Linked DNA regions of Homo sapiens: region 2 is linked to region 1. The links are chromatin loops, found by intact Hi-C in ENCODE. Cell type or tissue: A673. All regions are shown on one strand. Links, peaks and the distances in the headings refer to the core of each region. The heading gives the core; the rest is flanking DNA.

The links. A loop is a pair of places that touch in the nucleus more often than their neighbours do. Peaks named below come from ENCODE experiments on the same cell type or tissue, not always from the same donor. Only the 100,000 strongest peaks of a DNase experiment are listed, where the experiment ranks them.
Region 2: a loop joins it to region 1, with 6 times the contacts of the local background. A loop is called at or near these places in 15 of 110 quality-filtered maps.

Annotation. Positions count from the first base shown.
Region 1 is chr9:72,277,195-72,284,516 of GRCh38, forward strand. No RefSeq gene overlaps it. Among named protein-coding and RNA genes, the nearest start is that of LINC01504, 25 kb to the right of the region's middle. In A673, for the core only: a CTCF peak has its summit at 3,910 (motif pointing right); a DNase peak (open chromatin) is centred at 3,927.
Region 2 is chr9:73,180,400-73,187,721 of GRCh38, forward strand. No RefSeq gene overlaps it. Among named protein-coding and RNA genes, the nearest start is that of ANXA1, 32 kb to the left of the region's middle. In A673, for the core only: a CTCF peak has its summit at 3,731 (motif pointing left); a DNase peak (open chromatin) is centred at 3,712; H3K27ac peaks cover 182 bases.

The DNA of each region.
Region 1 (7,322 bases), core at 2,866-5,365:
ATTTTATGGTGACCCAAGAAAAGAGTCAATAAATAGCCAGTCTTTCTTTAGAAATTGTTCTTTAAAAGCTTGATTATTTCTGGTTTCTGGTCAAAATTTACTCCAGGAAGACTAGACAGGCCATGCTGGCCAAAAGCCCAATTGTCAGGGCAGCTGCCCTTGAAGTTGGGAGAAATTTTATTAACAATAAAGTTCCAAGGTCAGAATCTGCAGGTGGGAAAAACTCATGGTTGAAAATTGCCAATAAAAGACAAGTTCAGTGGTCTGTGCCTGCAATCTCAGTGACTCAGGAGGCTGAGATTGGAGGATCGCTTGAGTTTAAGAGTTCATGACCAACCTGGGCAACATAGTGACACCCTGTCTCTAAAAAACAAAAAGAAAAAGAAAAAAGAAAATTGTAACAAACACCGATGAAATCAAACTGAGTCATGCGTATCAATTTGGGTGAAGTTTTCAGGAATCTCTAAATCTATTTTCTTGGTAGCCAGGAAAAACAGCAACAACAACAAAACCTTATAGGGATGAACTCGTTCTCTAAATTTAAACTCCTTGTTTAATACGCTTTTAGCAGGAGATCATCTGAATCTGTTAAAAAGGCACACTTCTCATGATGTTTGTGTTAGTTTGGGTTCTCCCCAAAAACAGAGCCTGAGAAAAGAACTCAGGTGTAGAACATGGGAGGCGATCCCAGGAAACAGGAGAAAGGGAACTGGAAGAATGAGCAGGGAAGGAGAAAATCAATATAAGGAAGGGTACATTATCAGGGTTACTGCCATGGGCAGTGTGGGCTCAGTTCTCTCAGGAACGCTGAAAAAGAAAAAAGTTCTTGTGGGTCAGGAATTTGGGAGCAGCTTGTCTGGGCAGTTATGGCTCTAGGTTTTTCATAGGTAGCTGTTAGATGTTTGCAGGGGCTGTGATCATCTGAAGGCTTGTCTGAGGCTGGGGGATCCCTCTCTAAGGTGACTCACTAATGTGGCTAGCAAGTTAATGTTGGCTTTTGGCCTTAGGCCTCAGCTCCTCTCCACATGAGCCTCTCCACAGGGCTGTTTGATTGTCCTAGCAATACAGCGGCCAGCTTCCTCCAAAACAAGTGATCCAAGAGATAAAAATGGAATACACAATGCATTTTATGATGTGGCCTTGGAAGTCACACACTGTCACTTCTTTCATATACCATTGATCACACAGACCAGACCTGATTCAATGTGGAAGAGGCTATGTGAAGGTGTGAATTCCAGGGAAACAAGATTCTTTGTGGTCATCTTGTAGGCAAGCTGCCACCTAGCCTCAATTTCCTAGCCACCAAGTTCTTGAGAGGATTAAATGAGATAACGCATATAAAGTTCTTTTTTTTTTTTTTTTGAGATGGTGTCTCGCTCTGTCACCAGGCTGGAGTGCAGCAGTGCAATCTCGGCTCACTGCAACCTCTGCCTCCCAGGTTCAAGCGATTCTCCTGCCTCAGCTGGGATTACAGGCACGCAACACCACGCCTAGCTAATTTTTGTATTTTTAGTAGAGACGGGGTTTCCCCATGTTGACCAGTATAGTCTCTATCTCCTGAGCTCATGATCCTCCCGCCTCGGCCTCCCAAAGTGCTGGGATTACAGGCATGAGCCACTGTGCCCAGACTGCATATAAAGTTCTTAATACATTACCTGGTATAGTAAATACTCAATAAATATTAGTTATCACTATTGTTATGAGCTTCTCTTTTCTTTTATCTTCTTTCCACCCAGAGACAGACCATCTTCATAGTAGCTGCCATGATTGTAAATTAGTGTACAGCTGATTGTTTAACTGAATTGAATGTTTAGTTTCAAAGCCTAATCTGGGCGTAACATCTGAGTAGAAAATCCTAATGCAACATTTAAGTTTTTGAAGGGCAGCAGGTTATCTGAAAGCTTGATAGCTCTTTCAGTTTGAAAGCTGTTGTCTGATCATCACCCCTTTCACTTTCGTAGCTCTGGACCCAGTTGAAGCCCAAGGACTTAGCTCTACTTCCTCCACCCCTGGCACCTGCTTGTCATGCTAAGAATTGATCCTCTGAGAGAGGCTGGAGGCTATAAAAATTCACCTGTGTCCCTCACACCCTGGTGGGTTTCCTGATGGGTCTGAATCTCCCTCCCTAACCCACACCCCTAGCTTTCACCAGGACTCTTTGGAACCAGAAGAGCATTCTGCATATTTCTTTGGTTTGATTCCTATGTTTGAGGTCTGGCTGTGTGGACAGATTTTATTACTTTATGTCTCCCAAACTGCTCAAATCCTCACCTAGGTGGCATTTTAACCTAGTTTCCTTTTCCCCAGCTGGTGAAGCAGTGGTGTATGAATAAATCCAACATCCTTGGCAGGAGAAAAACTTTTTGTCTGATTACTAGAGCTACAAAATATCTCCTTTGTCCTGTTGTACTTTTGGGGTAACATGATAGTCCACTCTTTCCTGCTCTTCTGTCTGTATTTGCTGTTATGGACCATATTTGCTTTCTCCATCCTTAGCCATGGCCGTGTTTGTTTTGACATCCATAATATCCTTAGACGAGCGCTGTGGTTCTTAGCCTTGGCTGCTCATTAGAACCACCTGAGAGCTTAAAAACTTCTCAATACCCTGGCTAAACACCAGAACAATTATATAGGGATCTCTGGGCGTGGAATCCAGGCACCAGTATTTTTTTCAAGCTTCCTATGTTGATTCCAATGGGCAGCCAAGTTTGAAGACAGTGATTCTCAGACTTTTTAAACTTAGAACCCCTCACCTCTCTTAAAAATTATTGAGGAGCCGGGTGCGGTGGCTCACGCCTGTAATCCCAGCACTTTGGGAGGCTGAGGCGGGTGAATCATAAGGTCAGAAGATCGAGACCATCCTGACTAACATGGTGAAACCCCATCTCTACTAAAAATACAAAGAAATTAGCCAGGTGTGGTGGCAGGCGCCTATAGTCCCAGCTACTTGGGAGGCTGAGGCAGGAGAATGGCGTGAACCCGGGAGGTGGAGCTTGCAGTGAGCCAAGATCACACCACTGCACTCCAGCCTGGGCGACAGAGACTCCGTCTCAAAAAAATAAATTATTGAGGAGCCCAGAGTTTTTGTTCATGTCGATTATATTTAGATATTTACTGTATTAGAAGTTAAAACAAAAAGTTTAATTCATTCACTTAAAAGTAATAACAAACCTATTATATGTTAATATAAATAACATTTTTTAAAAATGAGAAATAGCTATATTTTCAAAAAACTAGAACAGCAGCTTTTTTTTCTGTTATTTTTTATTTATTTATTTATTTTTTGTGACAGAGTCTTACTCTGTCACCCAGGCTGGAGTGTAGTGGTGTGATCTTGGCTCACTGCAACCTCCACCTCCCAGGTTCAAGCTATTCTCCTGCCTCAGCCTCCTGAGTAGCTGGAACTACAGGCATGCACTACCATGCACGGCTAATTTTTTGTGTGTTTTTAGTAGAGACGGGGTTTCACCATGTGGTCAGGCTGGTCTCGAACTCCTGACCTCAAATGATCCACCCTCCTTGGCCTCCCAAAGTGCTGGGATTACAGGCATGAGCCACCGCGCTCAGCTACATTGTTTTTAAATAACTTTAATGCCTGGTTTAATAAAAAAAAAGCTTGGATTCTCATATCTGCTTCTATATTCCATCTGTTGGGAGTGCAGCATGTCATGTGGCCTCTGGAAATCTCTATATTCATAATGAGAATAAAAAAGGCAAATTTTTATATTATCATGAAAATAGTTTTGACTTTGTGGACCCTTCTTTGGGTTCCCCAGGCCACACTTTGAGAACTGATGTGCTAGAAGACTGTAGAGTGAATGATGCCAAGGGAGTTAGTTAACAAGCGTCTCTTTTCACCTCACTTTCAACTACCCTTCAGTTCTCCCTGCCCTTATTACTGTCGGCCTCTAGAGGGAGCGCGAGGTCCTTTACGCCAACACCCGCAGGCTGCTGCAGCTGAGGCCAAATTTTAAGTACCTGCAGGAGCTACAACATTAGGGAAGGGGGATCTTGGGTTATAAGAAAAGGAATGAAAGTTTTTCTTTTCCTCCTCCTTTTTGTTCTCCTTCTTTTTCTGTTCCTCGCTCTCCCTCTTAGAATTCCTGAAGCAGTTGACATTTTTCTTTGTTGAGCTTTCCTATTATTCCCATTCAGTTGGTGCAATAAAGAGCAAGACAAGCAGAGATCCGAGAGTACAGGCTAGAACCATGGTTCTCCCCCTTCATATTCAGCAGAACCACCTGGGCAGTTTGTTTAAATGTAACTTCTGGCCGGGCGCGTGGCTCTTGCCTGTAATCCCAGCACTTTGGGAGGCCGAGGCGGGCAGATCACAAGGTCAGGAGATCCAGACCATCCTGGCTAACACGGTGAAACCCCGTCTCTACTAAAAATACAAAAAATTAGCCGGGCGTGGTGGCGGGCGTCTGTAGTCCCAGCTACTGGGGAGGCTGAGGCAGGAGAATGACGGAACCTGGGAAGTGGAGCTTGCAATGAGCCGAGATCTCGCCACTGCACGCCAGCCTGGGGGACAGAGCGAGCCTCTGTCTCAAGAAAAAATAAAGTAGCTTCCGCTGTCCCTACCACAAAAGCTGTTGATTTCATAGGACTAAGGTGAGACTCATGAATCAGCATTTCTAAGAGGACCCCAGGTGATTCTAATCCAGGTGTTCTGAGGACATGGTTTTGAGAAACAGTTACCTGAGAGAAGAGGTCACCTGGGCCTACATATTTCAGGTAAAAGGAGCCTAAAGCTAAGTATACTTCGTGGGAGTGTAGAGTAAGCATGGCCCTCACCCAATGTGGCTAGAACCCTCTAGAACTCAGTATCCTGAATTTTAAACACATATCTCTCATTATGGCTAGAAAATTGCCTTTAAATTTTGCTTGTATCCCCGCTTCATCTAGAGTCTCTTCTTTCCAATGAAAACACTGGAATATGTTCATTGGGACCATCTAAGAATCATCTGAGACCAAGCTGCATGACAAAGCAGCATCAGGTAAAGAAACTGGTGATATTTAACCTGTAGAAAGGAAAATTTGATACAGATTAGGGAGCCATCTTTCAATATATAAAGGCCTACAAATGTGTTTTAAATGACTCTAAAGGTAACATTCAGAAAGTCATTGGTAACTTGGAGACAAAACAATGTTATTTGTTCTACAGAATTTTCTGCAATCACAGCTGCCCAAACAAGAAATGGACTGTCTTGGGAAGGGTGAGTTTATCATCACTGCAAGTATCTGAACACAGCTTGAACAATGACTTGGTAGGGATGACATGGGGGTGATTCAACCACAGGTTAGGTGACTGAAGAAGACTTTGAAAGTCCTTTCCAACCTGGAATATTTGATCTATGCACTGAACAAAATGGAACTTTTTTTGCCCCCTTGTTATCCTACCTATTTCTCTGTGAAAGCCTCCCAGGCAAGGGACACACAAGACCAAGTCATGCTGCAGGTTTTATTCATGGTGGCTGTGACAAATCTTGGACCTAAGTTGAACCAGAATCTATACACGCAGTTTGATTTGAGTCACTGAATTCCCTTCATCCTGAGAGTGCATGCATTTGTTGGGTACCCTGTTCTATCTTTTATTCCTACACCTGCAGAGTCCCTTAGTTCCTTGTACTCATAGTGTGGTCTCAGGACCAGGAGGAGCAACATCACCTGGGAGCTTCCTGGAGATGCAGAATCTCAGGTCCCGCTGAAAGAGACTGCAATTAACCTCTAACTTTGAGTTTAGAGGCAAATGCAATATATTCCCAACACAAAGTAGTCTATAAATGGAAGGCTCTTTCAGGAGAGGAATAGTGGTTTGTTGATCTTTGAGGGCCTTGCTCACAGCCAACTCTCAGAGTGTGTTGATGTGAAGTGGTTTATCAAGCTAGATAAAGAAAGGAGGAGCAGCAGTACACCAGGAGAGGGTAAGTCGAAATGTCTCTTGGGAGTCAGGGAGGAGTTACAAAGTAGCAGAAGGACTCTGAAGATAGTCTCCGATATAAGCTTGATCCACCTCTCTACTTGTCTAGAGTGCATCAAGGTCTCCCTTGACATTATCACTTACAGCAGGCTATCCCATAGGGCTCACCAGGTACACTCAATTTACCAGTTTGTATAGATGTGAATCGGATCAATAGCCACCATGTGGCAGGGCCAGGACCTAATCCTTGTGTGCTCTGCTCTGTCTCCTATACCTAGAGCCAATGCCTCTCTTCTCTTATCCTGTATTAGTTAGCTACTGCTGCATAACAAATTAGCTCAAAATTCAGAGACCTAAAACAATAATCATTTATTATCTCACATACTATCTGTGGATCGGGAATCCAAGGGGAACTTAGCTGGGTGATTTTGGTTCGAGATCTCTTTAAGATGTTTGCCAGGGCTGTCATTGTCTCTACAGAAGCTGGAGGATCTCACTCACATGACGATTGGCAGGAGGCCTCACTTTGTTATCAAATGGACATCTCCGTAACCTACTTGAAAGTCTTCATGATGAGGCAGCTGACCTTCTTCAGAGCCAGGGATCCACAAGAGAGCAAGGCAGAAGCTGCAGTGTATTTTTCCCCCCAGAATATCCTATCAATTACACAAGTCAGCCCTATTCAATATGGGAGGGCATTTTACAAGCTCATGAATACAAAGAGGCCATTGGGGGCCATCTTAGAGCCTGGTGACTACACACTCTTAGACTCTGCTCTCTCACTTTGATCATTAAGACAGACCACTTCTTCAACACACATGTCTACATATATAAACAGTATGTTACAAAAGCATGGCTCATGACACAATCAAAACACAATTTTAAAGTAGCCTCCCACTATTCCTGTAAAATTATTCCATAAAGGTGATTTTCCTAGCCCTTGGTAGGCCCATGACTTAACAGCTCACTCTTACACAACATCGAGACCTACTGTCACTTTACAAGGCAAACATAGTTAATTCATAAATTAGAATATCTACTCCAAAACAAATTAAAATGTTGAACTTGATTTAACTTTGCTTTTCCCCAGATGTCATCTGGTCCTGCTTTAGGCTGAAACTTATAGTTTAAAAAGGAAGTGTATTGTAGAGTGTCTGGTCAGAAAAATAGACACTGCTGTAGAGATGTCAAGAGAGAGGGACTTAATGCAGCACATTGGCTCCAAAGGGAAAAGGCTGAAGGAGCAAAAGAAGGAAAGTGATGATGAAGCTGTGAGCTGGAGCTCATAACCCCACACTTGGTGTTCAACTGCTAGAGATGGGACTGCTGCTGCTGTGGGACCTGCTGGTTCTGCTGAGCAGAAATTCAGAAGGCTGCACTCCCAGCGATGCTGCCAAAACCA
Region 2 (7,322 bases), core at 2,417-4,916, 900 kb after region 1:
GCAGAGTAGAATGCAAAAAATTGATATGAGAGAAAAGAAAGGAAATGAAAATGTCATTCATATATCTGCATATTAATAATTTTACTTTTTTTTTTTAGGACCCAGCTATGGAGTCTATAAAAAACTCAGGTTTATCCCCAAGCTGAGTCATCAACCGAACAGCCCATCTGGAGAGCAGACTGGTTTTGGCTAGACTAATGGAAATACACTTTTAGTCTCTGGGGTCTAACTGGAAATGATTATTGTCATTCCATTTTCATGGAGATTGTGACTGTTGGAAACTCCATGTTGGCAGAATGCAAACCAGCTGTTGATTTCAAATGCCTCAACTTTATACTTTAACTATCTTTATCCTGTTTTATCTATCATCTATGTATCTTTCTTTTAGATTAGTCTTTCTAAATGTATTACTATAGAAGAAAAGTGTCAAAGAAGCACACACAAAATCTGTCTACATAGAGAAAACTAAATTGTATGTTAATTCTCAAGAGAAAAAGAAAGAAGAAAGGGAGGGAGAAATAATACAAGGTTTTGGCTTGTGTTTAGTGGGATAACAAGTTGAACTCACATCATAATTTGAAAAAAGCAAGAAAAATAAACAAGAAAATATAGTCAAGCATGGCTACATAACTTGTGGGGACAATGCAAAATAAAAATAAGGGGGCCCCTATCAAAAAATTACTAATTTCAAGAAGATGAGAGTAGATTATTAAATCAAATATGGGGCTGTTCTGAGCATAGGACCCTGTGAGCTTGTGCAGATTGTACATCCATGAAGATGGCCTTGAATATAGTTTCTTTTTTTGCTTAAAAATAATCTATTCTCCTTAATGAATACTCACACTCAAGGAGGGGAGACATTAACTTTTATTGCCATCTGGTATGACTTTTAGTCTGATCTGATAATGTACTACTTATTTATTTACATATTTAAGATTGGGTCTTGCTCTGTCACCCAGGCTGGACGGCAGTGGCACAATCATAACTCACTGCAGCCTCAAACTCCTGGGCTCAAGCAATCCTTCCACCTTAACCTCCTGAGTATTTGGAACTACAGGCATGCACCACCATGCCCAGCTAATTTCTAATTTTTTTGGTAGAGATGGGGACTCACTATGTTGCCCAGGCTGGTCTCAAACTCCTGGGTCCAAGTGATCTTCCCATCTCAGGCTCCTGAATAGCTGGAGTTACAGGTATGCGCCACCATGTCAGCTCTGTTAATTTACCTTTTATTATTTCTCAATTTGTTTAGTAAAACAAAGCTTAGTTTTCAATTTCATCTGTTTAGAAAAATAAAGCTTAGTTTTCAATTTCTCTTCCACCTCTTCCTTCCCTGGCTGGGAAGTGTGTACAGGGGGACGGATATCATTGTAGAGTTTAAGGGTTGACATCTCTGGCCCAGTGTCTTCTGACTCCACTGTTTGCTTGTTAACATCTCTTCTCCACTTGGGGGATCCTTGATATTGGAGGCCAAAGTCTGTATTTGGTTAACTGGGATGTGAGAGACTGCTATTATTCCAAGAAGGACAGTCATCATCAGATCTTAAATAAGGTAAGACACAAAGTTATTTTTATTTCTAGTGTATGAAAACTAGGGAGATTAGAAAGGTCAGATTAACTGAAGACAAATTAAAAGGATTGTACATTTGCTGTACATATAAGCTGTGATTCATAGTAAATGTATGTCCTAGTCATATGTGATAGTTTTTCTAAAATTATTTTAAATGTACAAAAAAAATCTTTGTTTATGCTTTCAGTGAGTTTTGTAAACGTTTTCGAGACAACAAATAAACAAAAATCTCATTTATTTTTAAAAGTTACAAATTTGACTTCCTATATAAAAGAACACTGCAACAAAACCATGTATTAAGTGAAGATTTTTAAAAAGTGAATACATTTTGCCCATTGTTTCTCTGTGACTTGTTTTGATGAGTTTAGTAGGAAAAGACATTGGTGGGGGCATATTATTGCTCCTTCATACTTTAAATCTTTCTTTACTGGTTCTCTTCAGCCTTCATTTAAAACATTTAAGAATTTTCCATCTGCAAAAAATAAAAACAAAAATAAATAGCATCTGATCTAATATATGTCCATGGCTTCTGCTGCCACCGTAAGCTAAGGACAGCATTACCCTCTTCAGTGAAATAATGGGTAAATCATCATGAGGGCTGTTTAGTGAAAAATAACATCAAAACAGAGCTGAGAGGAGGAATTTCTGATTCACTGGGTTCTTCACCAAACTATCCTACTTCTGTGGTAGGAGGTGAGTATGTCTATGTGGACGTTAAAAGTATCCTTTGAGTTTTGATTAAAGGGCCTAAATGGTGTTGTTCAGAGTGCAAAGCCTTGATAACTAAAATATCCTATCATAACTACTCATATTTGACAGTGAAGAACAGTATAACCTTTCTCCAATAAAATGGTGGCATAAAAATTAAGAACCATGAAATTATTTTAAATAGAAAAACTTGGCTAGTAAATATATTTACTATAGAATGATGACGTACTGTCTTAATAATGTTTGATATTAGCCAATTATTCTAGAAAAATGAGGAAAGTGTTGGAATAAAGAATGCTAGAATACTAAATAAAGAAATTTATCTATTGCACTTTTTGGAGAACATATTTTCTGACAGAAAGAACAGAAATGAACTATAATATTTTCAACATGATTCTCATATCCTGTAGAAAGCTTGTAAGTTTTTCTCTAGGGAGCTGTAAAAGACACAACTGTGATACAAACAGGCATAGCGTTACTAGGCTGAAATTTTTAATCTGTTGGCTTCAGTATTTCCATAGATTTCCCAAGTATGTCAGCATATTTTTTGATATGCATTAGCTATAGTATTTGGCAATATAATTTATAATTATTTTAAATGTACAATTTCAACTCTTGTACACTGTTGATGGAAATTTAAATTAATAAAGGTATTGTAAAAAACTGGTGGAGGTTCCTCAAAAACAAGAATTACCATATCATCCGAAAATTTCACTTTTGGGTATGCACCCCCAAAAATTGAAGTCAGTTTGTTAAAGAGATGTCTACACTCCTATGTTCATTGCAGCACTGTTCACAATAGCCAAGTTTTTTAATCAACCTCAGTGACCAGGCACAGGTGGGTGGATAAAGAAAATGTGGTACATATGCACAATCAAGTGCATATTCAACCTTAAAAAAGAAGGATATTTTCTCATGTGTGGCAACATAGATGAAATTGGAGAACACTATGCTAAGTGAAATAAGCCAGAAACAAAGACAAATACCACATGTTCTAACTTACATGTGGAGTCCAAAACAATTTAACTCACAGAAGCAGAGAGCAGAATGGTGGTTACAGAGACCAGTGAGTGGGAGGAATGGGAAGATGATGGTCAGATGGTACAACATCTCAGAAAAGAGAAAAAATTCTTTTGAGTTTTATGACATAGAATGAGAAATGTAGTTAATAATACAGAATTGTACATTTTAAAATTTAAATTGCAAATGTTCTCACCACAAAAAAATATTGTTTGAGGTAATGGATATATAAATTAGCTTAATTTAACTATACCACATTGTATTCATAAACCATAACATCACTTTGTACTCCATAAATTTATATAATCATAAATTGTCAATTTATAATAAAAGATAAAAATATTTATTTTAAATGATCACTCATGAAAATGTTTGCCTCTGGTTTCATCCAACTTTTGATCTTTTCTGCCATCTAGTGGTAATGTTTTAAAACTTCCTTCTAAGTGTATACAAATAATTAAAAAATGAAAAAGTACTGTATTACAAAATGTAAAAGTAAAATGTAAAAGCATGTTCTGTTGCTTCACAAGGTCTGAAATCTAACCTAGGACCCATAAGCCCTAGGCATGAAAAATATTGGGGAAAAAATTTAAAGAATATAAAATAACTAAAATTGTCAACAATGGGTAAGAAGTATATATTATATATATGTGTATATATATAGTATATATACACACACACACATATATACACTGTGGAAATATAGAATGATTTTATATAATATATTTATAATATTTATTTGAAATAAAGCACCAGAAAGATAATTTGGATTTACCTTGCATAGTATTAATGGATGGGAGGGGCTTCAATATGGCTGAATAAAGGTGCCTGGCACTCGTCCCCTCCACAAAGAACAACCAATGCAGTACATAACTGCACATCCATCGAATAGAACATCTAAAAGAGAAGACTGGAATTCATCTGGAGTCCACACAATGGCATTACTCCAAAGAGGGAATTAATGCTGAGTCACACTCACCCACTGAGACCCAAGAAGTTGGCACCATGGCATCAGTTTGAGAACTCAGATCCCACTAGACTGCATTTCTTCCCTCAGGCCCAACAGTCCCATACATCCCCACATCCCTGGAGAACCATTGACATCCCTCCGCATTCACCTAGAGGGCTGCAGCAGCACAATGCTGGTTAGACCAGGCAGTGAGACAGGGTTTCCAGCATTTTAGCCAACACAGTGTCCTACACCCCAAGGAATGTGTGGTGAGGCACACTAGGGAGGCTGCCCCAGGACAAAGAGATCAGAAGTGTGCACTCCTCAGAGCCTGAGAGATGGCTGCCACTGCCACTGACAGCAACTATCCCCTTCAGTGGCAAGAATACTTTGCAACTGCATATGCCTTCAGAGGACCTAAAGACTGGTTCTGGGGCCTGAGGAAAGACACATGATGCCCACTGCCACCATCAGCACCACCACCAGTGCCAACACACATCATTCTGGGGCCTGGGGACAGATCAACCTGCCCACTTGATATGGTTTGGCTGTGTCCTCACCCAAATCTCATCTTGAATTGTAGCTCCCATAATTCCCATGTGGCATGGGAGGGATCCAGGTGGGAGGTAATTGAGTCATGTGGAAGAGTCTTTCCCATGCTGTTCTCATGACAGTGAGTACGTCTCACAAGATCTGATGGTTTTATAAAGGGAAGTTCCCCACACATGCTCTTTTTGCCTGCTGCCATGTAAGACGTGACTTTGTTCCTCCTTCACCTTCCACCATGATTGTGAGACCTCTCCAGCCACGTGGAATTGTGAGTCAATTAAGCCTCTTTATTATAAATTACCCAGTCTTGGGTATGTCTTTATTAGCAGCATGAGAACAGACTAATACACTGCCATTGCCAGCACCCATGTACACCTTAAGGATCCTGAGGAAAGACCCTTTCTGCCCACTGCCAACCCCACACACACTACCTGAGGACCCAGGGACCTACCCACCTGCCCAGCCCACCGCCACTACTAAGAAAACTGCCTGGAAGCCTGAGGACTGGCCCTCCTCGACCCACTACCACCAACACCCATGTATACTGCCTGAAGTCCCAAGAACCAGCCCCCCCCCCCGCCAGCTGTTGCCACCACTGGTGCCTGAGGACTGCCTCACCTGGTGTCTCCATCCCCAGTAAAGGCTCACCAAAGCATCCACTTGCAGCTGTAGCCTAAGTCACTGAGAAACTCACAGACACCACTAACACTGATTATAGCCAAAGAAATCAGAGACTACACTACTGCATTCACCAGAATCAGAGCCAAAACACCTTACTCAACCAACACTATAGATACTTCTATTTAAAAAAAATAAAAGCCAATCAATAAAGTTGGAAGACGTGACAGTTAGATCAGATACACAGATATCAATGACACAAAGAAGCATGATAAAACAAGGAAACATTACACTCCAATAGGAATACAATAATTCTCTAGTAACAGATACCAACAATTTACACACACACACACACACACACACACATAAAATACCTGAGAAAGAATTCAAAATAATGATATTAAAGAAACTCAAAAACTCAAAGAGATATAAGAGAATACAGATAAACAATACAGAGTGATCAGAAAAATACATATATATTCTGAAAGAGAAATTCAACAAAAAGATAGATATTAAAGAGAAATAAATAGAAATCCTGGAACTGAAGAGTCCAAGCTAAGAAATAAGAAATACAATCAAGAGCCACAACAATAGACTAGATCAAGCAGAAGGAAGAATTTCTGAACGTGAAGACAGGTCATTTGAAATAACCCAGTAAAACCCATAAATAAATAATAAAAAGAATGAAAGCCTATGTCACATATGGGACACCATAAAGTAATCAGATATTTGAAGTTTGGAATTTCTAGAAGAAGAGATAGCCGAGGACATTTAAAAACTATTTAGCAAAAAATAGATGAAAACTTTCCAAGTCTTACAGGATATGTAGATATTCAGGTACAGGATATTCAAAGATAACCAAATAGATTCAACTCAAAAAGATATTCTCCTAGGCATATTATTGTCAAACTCTCAAAAGAAGACAGAAATAGATTCTAAAAACAGAAAAAATACCAAGTTACATGTAAGGGAATTCTCATCAGATTAACAGCAAACTTCTTGCATAAATCTTACAGGCCAGAAGAGAATGGGATGATATATTCAAAGTATTAAAAACCCCAAACCCCAATGACCAAGAATACTACACCCAAAAAAGCTGTCCTTCAAAAATGAAAGACAAATAAAATCTTTTCCAGACAAGCAAACCCTGAGGGAATTCATCACCACTAGACTGACCCTACAAGAAATGCCTAAATGAGTTCTACATTTGAAAATGAAAGGATAATATTTATCATCAACATAACAAAGAAAGTATATAACTAATTTGTAGAGCTGATACACAAATGAGAAGAAGAAAGGAGTCAAATGTTATCACAAAAAAAGCCCAACAACTCATAGGGTAAACAATGGAAGAGACAAAAGGAAACAGAATATACAAAACGATCAGAAAACAATGAACAAAGTGATAGGAACAAGTCCTCACCTATCAATAACAACCTTAAATCACATGTTTTAAATTCCTCAATTAAAAGATATGGACTTGCTGAATGGATAAAAACATAAATAAATAAAACACACAAAAAACCAAGACACATCTATATGCCATCTACAAAAAATTCATTTAAACCTGTAAAGACATACATAGACTGAAAGAAAAGGGATGGAAAAAATATTCCACACAAATGAAAACCAAAAATATGCAGAAGTAACTACACTCTTATCAGAAAAAAATAGTCTTTTAGTCAAACATAAAAATAGACAAAGAAGATTATTATATAAAGATAATTCAGCAAGAAGATATAACAATTGTAAATATATCTGCACCCAACACTGGAGCTCTTAAATATATAAAGCAAGTATTGTGAGAATCAAAGAGAAAGGCACTTAAATACAATAATAGCTGAGAACTTCAACACCCCACTTTCAGCATGGGACACATCATCTAGACAAATATTTATCAATAAACAT